Linked DNA regions of Homo sapiens: regions 2, 3 and 4 are each linked to region 1. Evidence: chromatin contacts called from ENCODE Hi-C or POLR2A ChIA-PET data. All regions are on one chromosome and are shown on one strand. The core of a region is the stretch at or near the end of the contact, and the rest is flanking DNA. Distances in the headings are between cores, read along the strand shown. Region 1 has its middle 29 kb from the start of DDX6. Region 2 holds the start of ARCN1 (archain 1 coat protein complex I subunit delta). Region 3 holds the start of HYOU1 (hypoxia up-regulated 1). Region 4 holds the start of UPK2 (uroplakin 2).

Evidence for each region. Hi-C counts contacts between places; a loop is a spot of excess contacts on that map. ChIA-PET counts read pairs that join two places held with the same protein, here RNA polymerase II (POLR2A). Pooled maps may share reads with other maps.
Region 2: a loop to region 1 is called in a pooled map, with 4 times the contacts of the local background. The contact joins the promoter of ARCN1 here to the enhancer-like site in region 1. A Hi-C loop is called at or near these places in 2 of 50 pooled maps. POLR2A ChIA-PET finds 5 or more read pairs at or near these places in 5 of 52 experiments (AG04450, GM12878, Panc1 and 2 more).
Region 3: a map with no recorded cell type shows a loop between it and region 1 (5-fold over the local background). The contact joins the promoter of HYOU1 here to the enhancer-like site in region 1. A Hi-C loop is called at or near these places in 1 of 37 single-sample maps with no recorded cell type and 3 of 50 pooled maps. POLR2A ChIA-PET finds 5 or more read pairs at or near these places in 3 of 52 experiments (AG04450, HEK293 and PC-9).
Region 4: a pooled map shows a loop between it and region 1 (2.5-fold over the local background). The contact joins the promoter of UPK2 here to the enhancer-like site in region 1. A Hi-C loop is called at or near these places in 3 of 50 pooled maps. POLR2A ChIA-PET finds 5 or more read pairs at or near these places in 5 of 52 experiments (Caco-2, PC-9, WTC11 and 2 more).

The regions. Positions count from the first base shown.
Region 1 is chr11:118,819,163-118,821,864 of GRCh38, forward strand. No RefSeq gene overlaps it. Among named protein-coding and RNA genes, the nearest start is that of DDX6, 29 kb to the left of the region's middle. RefSeq lists an enhancer at 1,899-1,978. Within about 2 kb of position 1,374, at least 22 of the 41 ENCODE cell types and tissues checked have a DNase peak (open chromatin) inside an H3K27ac peak, as active enhancers do; they include GM12878, where a contact is called at or near this core.
Region 2 is chr11:118,571,048-118,573,749 of GRCh38, forward strand. ARCN1 (archain 1 coat protein complex I subunit delta) reads left to right here and starts at 1,362. Exons shown (of 10, transcript NM_001655.5): 1 at 1,362-1,503. The coding sequence starts at 1,501. It also overlaps a transcript of IFT46 not described here. RefSeq lists enhancers at 1,024-1,153, 1,664-1,743.
Region 3 is chr11:119,055,903-119,058,604 of GRCh38, forward strand. It overlaps HYOU1 (hypoxia up-regulated 1), which reads right to left and starts at 1,303. Exons shown (of 26, transcript NM_006389.5): 1 at 1,118-1,303; 2 at 168-265. The coding sequence starts at 258. RefSeq lists enhancers at 401-901, 902-1,401, 1,761-1,810 and silencers at 881-1,160, 1,251-1,530.
Region 4 is chr11:118,954,910-118,957,611 of GRCh38, forward strand. UPK2 (uroplakin 2) reads left to right here and starts at 1,389. Exons shown (of 5, transcript NM_006760.4): 1 at 1,389-1,517; 2 at 1,974-2,105; 3 at 2,299-2,437; 4 at 2,689-2,702. The coding sequence starts at 1,442.

The sequences.
Region 1 (2,702 bases), core at 124-2,623:
GCCTGTAATCCCAGCACTTTGGGAGGCCGAGTTGGGAGGATCACTTGAGGCCAGGAGTTTGAGACCAGCCTGGGCAACATGGTGAGACCTCATTTCCATTAAAAATAAAAAATTTAGCCATGCATGGTGTCATGCACCTGCACTTCCCAGCTATTCATGAGGCTGAAGCGGGATGATTTCTTGAGCCTGAGAAGTCAAGGCTACAGTAAGCTGTGATTAGCCTGGGCGACAGAGCGAGACCCTGTCTCAAAAAAAAAAAAAAAAAAGAGATAATTTATGAAAGAATATGTACACACACTCAGAATGATGCATGTGGCTTAACTGTTTACAAGTGTGAATAAATGGCTCATTTACATAGAGTATCACATTTAATCCTCTCAAAGCCCTAAGGGGCTTGTTATTATAATCTTCATTTTATAAATGAGGCAGTTCAGAGAAATGAGGTGAGTTGTTAAAGGTCACAACCAGTAATTGTTAAAGCCTCAATTTAAACTTAGGTCTGTCTAGAGCCTGAGATTTTAAGAATTATGTGTGCATAAATAATTTAAAAATTAAATTTTCTTTGGCTCTCAAGGACATGTATTTTTGCATCTGATTTCAATTAAGCTAAATACATTTGGTGCCGACTAGGTACCGAAGACATTTATATAACTTAAGATAATATCACAATGTATTTACCTTCTCTAAGCACTCCTTCAGCTTCCCTGATTAGGAGGCGGCTGGGCCTTGAAAGAAAACTTCCTTTCTGATGTACGGAACAGAGGACTAGGAGCCTGCGTGAGTAGGTCTTAGGGTGAAGGAAGCCTTTTCAGAAGGGGAGATGAGGGAGAGAGGAAAATGAATTGGCAGGAAAAAGGCAGAAAAGGTATATTTCAAGAGGGAAGTCTGAAAATTATTTCCATCAGAGCTTTCTGTGACTTGTTTTAATGATAGCCATCCAGGCTTTTTATTTTATTTATTTATTTTATTTTATTTTGAGATGGAGTCTCACTCTGTTGCCCAGGCTGGAGTAGAATGGCGCGATCTCAGCTCACTGCAACCTCCGCCTCCTGGGTTCAAGCGATTCTCCTGCCTCAGTCTCCTGAGTAGCTGGGACTACAGGCGCCCACTACCACACCCGGCTAATTTTTGTGGTTTTTTTAGTAGAGACAGGGTTTCACTATATTGGCCAGGCTGGTCTCAAACTCCTGAACTTGTGATCCACCCATCTCGGCCTCCCAAAGTGCTGCGATTACAGGCATGAGCCACCGCGCCTGGCCAGCCATCCAGTTCTTGAAGGCCAAAGAAAGCATAATAAACCTGAAGATTCTTGGCAGATCCTGGCATTGCTGGACTGCAGGGTGCATAAACACCCTGGGTGACAGATGACGTGGCCGGCCATCTCAGGCCCATCCCTGTGCACTGGGTCTGGACGGTGCCAGCTCCTTGGCAACACTGCAGGCTGTTATGACCCTGTGCCAGGGCGGGGGAGGGGCCGAGCACCAGGTGACGTGGCAACACCGCAGTCAAAGGAAAGCCATGCTAAGAGGCCACTGCCCCGCAGTCCTGTGACAGGCAAGGGGAATGCAGGAATATTGGGGAAGAGGGGAGGGGTGGAGGGGAAGGATCATTGTTGCACGGCTCTAGCAAGAAAGAAAATCTAAAATTCTGCTTCATGGCTCAGCTCCCAGCACAGCTAATGCTTGGAATGGACCAGTTGCCTGGACAGTTTCAATTATTTGTCATAAGCAGCTCAGGCCTTGGTGTGCAGATTTCCTTTGCCCCTCAGTTTCAGATAGCCCACTGTGGCCCCTGCTCATGATTCAGACTGAAATAGCTGCCTGTTTTGCATGCCAGTTAAGCCTGCATTTCAGTTCTTGTTTCTTTGAAAGGACCTGTCAGGGAAGCAGTATGAAATGTCAGGTTCCGGTTTGGTATTCCCCCTCTACCTTCAACCTTGTAGCTTGACTTTTGTGGGATTCCCACTCATGCTCAGAGTCCCCTCATGCGAATAGGCTTATCTAATTCACAAGTAGCTCGGTGATGTGATGATGCCTGGCCCTGTGAAATCATATTTTTTCACCTTACATCACCTTCCATGGACTGGCTGGAATTCAGATTAGTTAGCCATCCCATTCTTGCTTGGACATGCTTATTAAAGATAGAGGATATTGGCCAGGCGCAGTGGCTCATGCCTGTAACCCCAGCCCTTTAGGAGGCTGAGGCAGGTGAATCATCCAAGGTCAGGAGTTCAAGACCAGCCTGGCCAACGTGGTGAAACTCCGTCTCTACTAAAAATACAAAAAATTAGCCGGGTGTGGTGGCACGCACCTGTATTCCCAGCTACTCGGGAGGCTGAGGCAGGAGAATTGCTTGAACCCAGGAGGCAGAGGTTGCAGGGAGCCGAGATCGTGCCACTGCCCTCCAGCCTGGGCAACAGAGTGGGACTCCATCTCAAAAAAAAAAAAAGGCATTATCAATTATCAAGGAATTATCAATTTCTTCCTACAAAATAACTGAGGAGTCCTACATAGATCTTTACAATTGTCTGTGTAGAAGTTCAAACTCCTGAAAGTTGGCTAGTCCTTGTTCATATCTACCCCATACCTGTGTTAATACCGTTTACATTTACTCTTTCAGACACAGGGGAACAAGGTCCTGAGCAAAGGAGGACTTGGTATGAACAAGTGGGTTTGGTGCCGCCATTGCTTCTGGCTTGGGTC
Region 2 (2,702 bases), core at 112-2,611, 250 kb before region 1:
AGAATGTTTTAATTATTCCAGAAATAAATCTTACACTAATTAACTGTCACTCTCTATTCCTACCCTTCCTGAGCCCCTGGAAATCACTAAGCTAGTTTCTGTCTCTGTGGATTTTCTTCTATTCTGGATCTTTCGTATTAATGGAATCATATATGAGTGCCCCATTGTATCCGTCTTTTTTCACATAATATTCTCAAGGTTCATCCATATTGTAGCATGTCAGTACTTTATTCCTTTTTGTGACTAAATAATATTCCATTGCATATATATGCCACATCTATTGATGAATGGATTTGTTTGGATTGTCTCCACTTTTTGGCTACTATGAATAATGCTGCTATGAACATTAGAGTACACATTTTTGTGTTGACATATATTCAGTTCTCCTGGGTATGTACCTATGAGTGGAATTGCTCAGTCATGTGGTAATTTTGTTTAACTTTTTGAGGAACTGCCAAACTCTTTTCCAACGTGGCTGCACTATTTTACATTCATCCTCACCAACAATTATTATGATAGCCATCCTAGTGAGTGTGAAATGACGTCTCACCACGGGTCTGATTTCCATTTCCCTAAGGATATTCAACATTTCTTAATGTGCATATTAGCCATTTATATATCTTCTTTGGACACATATCTATTCAAATCTTTTGCTCATTTTAATTTTGTGTTTTCTACTCCCTCCATTTTGCAGATGAAGCCCATTTTTAGACAGGAATACTGTATTTGTCTTTTTATTGCTGAGTTATAAGAGTTCTTAGGCCAGGCGCGGTGGCTGACGCCTGTAATCCCAACATTGGGAGGCTGAGGCGGGCGGATCACTTGGGGTCAGAAGTTTGAGGCTAGCCTGGCCGACATGGTGAAACCCCGTCTCAACTAAAAATACAAAAAACAGCCGAGCGTGGTGTGGCGCGTGCCTGTAATCCCAGCTACTCCGGAGGCTGAGGCAGAAGAATCGCTTGAACCTGGGAAGTGGAGGTTGCAGTGAGCCGAGATCACGCCATTGCACTCCAGCCTGGGCGACAGAGTGAGACTCCATCTCAAAAAAAAAAAAAAAAAGTTCTTTATATATTCCGGATACTGGTCTTTTAGGCACACAGGTTATCCTGTATATTAAATAATAGTGGCTGTGCCAGCGGCTTGTTAAACTGTAAGATGTGACGCAAAATAAATGAAGGCGATGACAGTGAAAGGGGAGAGATACGAGGTTCCACAGCTGGAGGGTGAACGCCCCCTACACCTCCTGGGCTTAATCGTAACCGGAGCGGGGTACCCTCAATTTCCCCAGCCCACAGGCCCCGCCCCCCCCCCCGCCCTTTGACCTGCGCCGCTTCCGGTTGAAGACGTGGCTTGGGGCCGCCATCTTGGCAAGAGGCGAAGCGGCAGCGGTTCCTGTCAAGGGGGCAGCAGGTCCAGAGCTGCTGGTGCTCCCGTTCCCCAGACCCTACCCCTATCCCCAGTGGAGCCGGAGTGCGGGCGCGCCCCACCACCGCCCTCACCATGGTAAGATCCGAGCCAGGACCCGAACTCCTGGGGTCCGAGCCTCACCGTCTCTCCTTGTCGGCGGGCCTGGGGCAGGGGCCGGAGGAGCCCCGCCCTGAGGGTCTAGGGCAGAGTGCTTTTGCTCCGGGCTCGGGGAGCAGTGTGGCCTCCTGTGCCCGGTCTCCTGGAGATCCGATGGAGCTGACTCCAGTCCATCTGTCGTCGTGCCCGCTTCCGCACCACCCCCCAACCAGCTGGACTCCCTCGTTTGCTGGGACCTGCCCCTGAGACGGCCCGGCGTTTTTGCTCTGCGAGAACTTCGTGGTGGTGGTGCGGGTCCCAGGCTGCGGACCTCGGAACTGATGCTGTCCCGCCGGTTCCCTGGCGCTTAGGCTCAGCAGGCTGGGCCTGTCTCCGGAGGTTCTGGTCCTTCTGTTAATCAGAGCTTGTCTCCCACCCCCGGTGTTTGCTAGGCCGTTGATAACTCGAAATGCAAATCCACTGGTGTCCAGAAATTTTTCTTTTTGTTCAGAAGGGGGAAATGGAGACACAGAGCGGAAAGGAGTAACTTCTAACACTAATGTATAGGACCCAAGTGTCTCTGAAACCTTCCACTACTTCCGCAGAACTCACTTGTGTCCATTTGTTAGTGTGACTCGGGGTACATACACTGTGTAGACCACTGGGAAAATGTGAGCAGGTTCCAGAGAACACAGGGTTTGCCTTCAAGGAACTTATTGTCCAGGTGAAGAAAAATGTGTATGTGGCATGTCGTAGTCAGATGTCTCACAGGAGGTGGAGTAAGAGGGATGGGTTAGCCTCCGAGACCAGTTACTTGCCTTCCCATGCGTTATCTTTGTATACTCATCTGTTACAAGGATGAGAAAGGTTAATGTGGTTGAGGATGGAGGAAATCAGAACTGCTGACATCACTCAATCTTCCTTTATCGCTGTGATTTGTGGATATTCATGAAGTAGTAGACATTCTTTGGTTTCAAAAAAGCTAGTAATTTATTTTTCAGTGCACCTTATGTCCTTTAGTCTTTTGAAGGATGTTCTGTTCTGTTCTTTTTTATTCTTTTGTCAATAGATAACTTGATTTAAAACATCGTCCAGTGTACCTGAGAGATGGCAGAATGTAATTTGGTGGCAATCCTAATAAGTTCTATTGACAACCCTTTAGATAAGAACTTGGATAATGGGGGGAATTCATGCTTGGA
Region 3 (2,702 bases), core at 53-2,552, 240 kb after region 1:
TCTAATCAAAGCATACCACTTTCCATGGGTAAACGAAGATGGCAAAAGACAAAAAGGCCTGGACCTAACAACTCAAGAGACTTCTGGCCAACAGCCCCAAGCTCAATTCCCATCATGCATCCTTCAGTCATCATTTATCCATTTGCTCCCTCTACTGGGGTACATACCACTCAGTGCCAACAGGTCTGCCAAGAGCACAGCCACCAAGGCCCAACAGACTCGCCTCCTCGGCCTCTGCCTCCTAACTTTGTCTGCCATAGTGCCCCTGGGGGAGGCGAAGAAAGAAAACACTTAAAACTGGATACCCGGAGTGAAGGAGACAGAATCACATCCCAGAACGGAGAGGCTGTAAGATTCATATCTACTTCATTCTTACCCAGGGCAGATCAGCCTACTTCTCCCCTTCTCCCTCCTGATGGGTACAAACCATTCTCTAATCATCCCAGCAGCGCCCACACAAAGGCCCAAGTGAAAGAGCATGGGTCCTCGGCTTTGCCACATCCCTAAACAGAGAAGCTAACAGGACAAGAGAAAGGAGACCCGAGCCTTTTGTCCACCACACAGGCAGTGAGTGGCGCACCGCAGCACTGTGCCTGTTGTCAGACACCTGGGGTGCGGCCAGGGATCCCCGCCCAGGGCTCAACCACCTCCCCACACCTGGAGCTCCCCCGCTGACGGGGAAAGCCAGCTGGGCCTGGACGGGAAGAGAAAGGTAATGACGTTGGGGGTAGCTAGGATGAAGGAAAGGCCTATCTCCTCCTCGGCATCCCTGCGGGTTGTCCCGCCCCCTCCCCTTTCCCAGCTCACTCCCCGGCCCCGCTGTGCCCACAGACGCAGTGCCAGGGGCGGTAAGGTTCCCCGCCCGGCGGGTAGCCGTTACCCGGTGTTCACCTAAACCCCACCTGACGAAGGCGGCGGCTCCCACTCCCGGAAACGGATCCCGGCCCGCCCCAGCAAGTGGGGACAGACCGGGGGCCGAGCTGCGTGCCCCCCGGTGCGAGGCCGAGCGCCCGGCGTCCGCGCGGCCCTCCCTTGCGCTCCCGACCCGCCCCCGGAGCTCGCACGCTGTCTCCCCTAGGAGGGGTGGCCGGCCCGCACCTCCATCCACCCCCGCTACCTCTTGCCTCCGCTCCTGCGGCCCCAGCTCTGGGACAGACGCGGCACGAACGTACCCACGAGGCCGGCAGCGCCCCCCACCCGCGCCCTTCACAACTCCTCTCGGTTTGCAAACTGTTACATTAGCCACCAACCTCTCGGCGGCGTCTCGCGCACCAGCCGGCCCCGGACGCGGCGCGCGCTCATTGGAGCCTCGGCCGCCCGGCCCTGCGCTGCGCGCCCGGCCCCGCCCCCGCCGCCCCGGCGCGCGTACTCATTGGACCACGTCCCAGGCCCCGCCCCCTCCCTTTGCCAGCCTTGTAATGGGGCGGCGGAGGGGACCAGCCACCGGTTGGGCAGAAGCAGCCGGCGTCGGCCTGGGATTGGACCACGTCACGGGGCCAGCGCGCTCCACTCCTTCCTCCCCAGCGCCGGCCCCGGGGCGACCGCGGGACCTTTTCCGGCGCTGGATGCTTTGCTGCCGGGGTTCGGGAGTGACCTGCGCCTAGAGCAGGTCGGGCGCACTGCAGTCCCGCACTCGGGGCTCTTCTTCCGGTCACCTGTAGAGCCCGGCCGAGGAATGGAATAACAGGCGTCCTGTCCGCAGCCCCGCGGAGGGGGCGCTGGCCTGCCGGTTAGTATTGAGGTGCCCTAGGCTTTGGATAGACGTTGGAGAATGGCTGTCCCTCGGACTGAGTCCGTCGCAACCCCCTCTGTTTTACTGAGGAAACTGAAGCCACAGAAAAAGATGTTTGCTGATGGGTCAGAGATAACCGATGCATTCGTCGCAGAATCTGGCCAGGATTTCTTAGGTTAAGCCCCACTCATTTGTATAAGAAAGAATATTCCAAACTTAAGTACTACACACAAAAGACACTTTTATTTGTGAGGCTATAGTTGGTTGAGCTTGTGTGCACCTTCTCCTATTTCTGTTCTATTAAATCTTGTGAACATTTCTCTACTCTTTAGCTGTTTCTGTCATAGAATGACAGAAGCACCTCACTGCCTTCTCTTTTAACTTACAGCTCCATAGAAATGTGCGCAGTCGCCCGGGCGCGGTGGCTCACGCCTGTAATCCCAGCATTTTGGGAGGCCAAGGCGGGCGAATCACTGGAGGTCAGGAGTTCGAGACCAGCCTGGCCAACATGGTGAAACCCCGTCTCTACCAAAACTACAAAAATTAGCCAGGCGTGGTGGCGGGTGCCTGTAATCCCAGCTACTCACGAGGCTGAGGCAGGAGAATTGCTTGAATCCGGGAGGCAGAGGTTGCTGTGAGCCCAGACTGCGCCACTGCACTCCAGCCTGGGCGACAACAGCGAGACTCCTTCTCGAAAAAGAAATGTACGCAGTCCTTGGAGACTGCATTTTCCTTAAGTGTGGATGGAAATAAGTCATCTGTTTTCTCTCCTACTAAGTTGATGCCTGGCCACCCTTCACAGAAAGGCCCGCTTGAAGACCCTGGCTGTCAGGGCCAGGGTTGTGTCAAGCCTGAACTTGTTTAAGGAGCTCTTAGCTCTTCCTTTCTCTACATTTTTCGTGATGCTTAGGTGGAGAGTGGTCCGGTGTCTATGCTTAGAAGGAAAAATTATTGGCAGTCCCAGAGAGAG
Region 4 (2,702 bases), core at 139-2,638, 140 kb after region 1:
AACTCTATGTGTCTGAGTCTCAGTTTCCACTTTTCTCTCTCTCTCTCTCTCTCAATTTTCTGAGACAGAGTTTCACTTAGTTGCCCAGGCTGGAGTGCAGGGGCACAATCTCGGCTCACTGCAACCTCCACCTCCTGGGTTCCAGTGTTTCTCCTGTCTCAGCCTCCCGAGTAGCTGGGATTACAGGCACACACCACCGCGTTAGTTTTTGTATTTTTGGTAGAGATGGTGTTTCGCCATATTGGCCAGGCTGATCTCGAACTCCTGACCTCAGGTGATCCGCCCACCTCGGCCTCCCAAAGTGCTGGGATTACAGGCATGAGCCACCACGCCCGGCTGATCTCTTTTCTATTTTAATAGAGATCAAACTCTCTGTGTTGCCTAGGCTGGTCTTGAACTCCTGGCCTCGAGTGATCCTCCCACCTTGGCCTCCCAAAGTGCTGGGATTACAGGCATGAGCCACTGTGCCTGGCCTCAGTTCTACTACAAAAGGAAGCCAGTACCAGCTACCACCCAGGGTGGCTGTAGGGCTACAATGGAGCACACAGAACCCCTACCCAGGGCCCGGAAGACGTCCTGACTCCTCTCCCCTCCCTCTGCTCAGAACTCCTCTGCTTCTTTCTGATGTAGCCCAGGGCTGGAGGAGGCAGTCAGGGAAGTTCTGTCTCTTTTTCATGTTATCTTACGAGGTCTCTTTTCTCCATTCTCAGTTCAACAAATGGTTGCTGCCCAAGGCTGACTGTGCCCACCCCCAACCCCTGCTGGCCAGGGTCAATGTCTGTCTCTCTGGTCTCTCCAGAAGTCTTCCATGGCCACCTTCGTCCCCACCCTCCAGAGGAATCTGAAACCGCATGTGCTCCCTGGCCCCCACAGCCCCTGCCTCTCCCAGAGCAGCAGTACCTAAGCCTCAGTGCACTCCAAGAATTGAAACCCTCAGTCTGCTGCCCCTCCCCACCAGAATGTTTCTCTCCCATTCTTACCCACTCAAGGCCCTTTCAGTAGCCCCTTGGAGTATTCTCTTCCTACATATCAGGGCAACTTCCAAACTCATCACCCTTCTGAGGGGTGGGGGAAAGACCCCCACCACATCGGGGGAGCAGTCCTCCAAGGACTGGCCAGTCTCCAGATGCCCGTGCACACAGGAACACTGCCTTATGCACGGGAGTCCCAGAAGAAGGGGTGATTTCTTTCCCCACCTTAGTTACACCATCAAGACCCAGCCAGGGCATCCCCCCTCCTGGCCTGAGGGCCAGCTCCCCATCCTGAAAAACCTGTCTGCTCTCCCCACCCCTTTGAGGCTATAGGGCCCAAGGGGCAGGTTGGACTGGATTCCCCTCCAGCCCCTCCCACCCCCAGGACAAAATCAGCCACCCCAGGGGCAGGGCCTCACTTGCCTCAGGAACCCCAGCCTGCCAGCACCTATTCCACCTCCCAGCCCAGCATGGCACCCCTGCTGCCCATCCGGACCTTGCCCTTGATCCTGATTCTGCTGGCTCTGCTGTCCCCAGGGGCTGCAGGTCTCTTCCATCTCTGGCAGGGGTGGGAAGGGGGCTGGGGGCCTGGACAGGGAGCACTGTACCTTCCAGGGCTCTCAAAGAGAGGTCTGGACAGTTGGGAGTCAGGGCTGGTGATGGCAGTGACTGGGTATCAGACACTGGGCTCAGGGTACACTCCTGATCCTCCTCCAGACCTAGGAGGCAGAGAGGTGTGGGCAAGGATCCGATGCTGCGGGGAGGGGTGAGGTTGGGCGCTGCCCGACTCCTGGCATCCAGGTTCTGGCTCTGGGGACCGCTTGGTGGAGGGTGCAGCTTCTGCAGCCCAAGCCTGCCACCTGGTGGTCATACTGGCACAGGCCTGGCTGTTCTGCCCAGGGTTCACAGAGTGGAAAGGGAGATGGCTCCAATGGGACCGGGCCAGATCTGTTGGCCAGGAGGGGTCAGTCCCCATCGGAGCTCCCTCCTGCCTCCCATCAGACTTCAACATCTCAAGCCTCTCTGGTCTGCTGTCCCCGGCGCTAACGGAGAGCCTGCTGGTTGCCTTGCCCCCCTGTCACCTCACAGGAGGCAATGCCACACTGATGGTCCGGAGAGCCAATGACAGCAAAGGTCTGCTACCTTCTCCCAAGGCATCCCTCTAGTCCCCAAAGACCCCTTCCTGCGACACCCTCTGCACCCTTTTCCCCATTCATGCCTTCCTGTCCACCCGTCTCCTGGGGTACCCACACTCTAAAAGCTGCCCCTTCTCCTTGGGGCCTCCAGAAACTTGACCCAGTCTTCCCCTCCCGCCACTTCTGCCCAGTGGTGACGTCCAGCTTTGTGGTGCCTCCGTGCCGTGGGCGCAGGGAACTGGTGAGTGTGGTGGACAGTGGTGCTGGCTTCACAGTCACTCGGCTCAGTGCATACCAGGTGACAAACCTCGTGCCAGGAACCAAATTCTAGTAGGTACTGGGTCCAGCCTGAGGCACCTAGGGAAGGGGGTGCAGGAAGAGAGAGAAGCTAGTGTGGGGGAGATCTGGTGGGCATGAGGAGAGGGTGAGGGCACAGCAAAAGGGGGTGAAAGCTGGGCCTCTTGGAGGAGTGCACATAGGGGAGACACAGCTGTGAGGGTAGGTGGCCCAGGCTGGAGCCCCTCTTCCTGTAAGTCCCAATACTCACTGAGGGTTCTCTACTCTCTCCCAAACCACAAAAGCATTTCCTACCTAG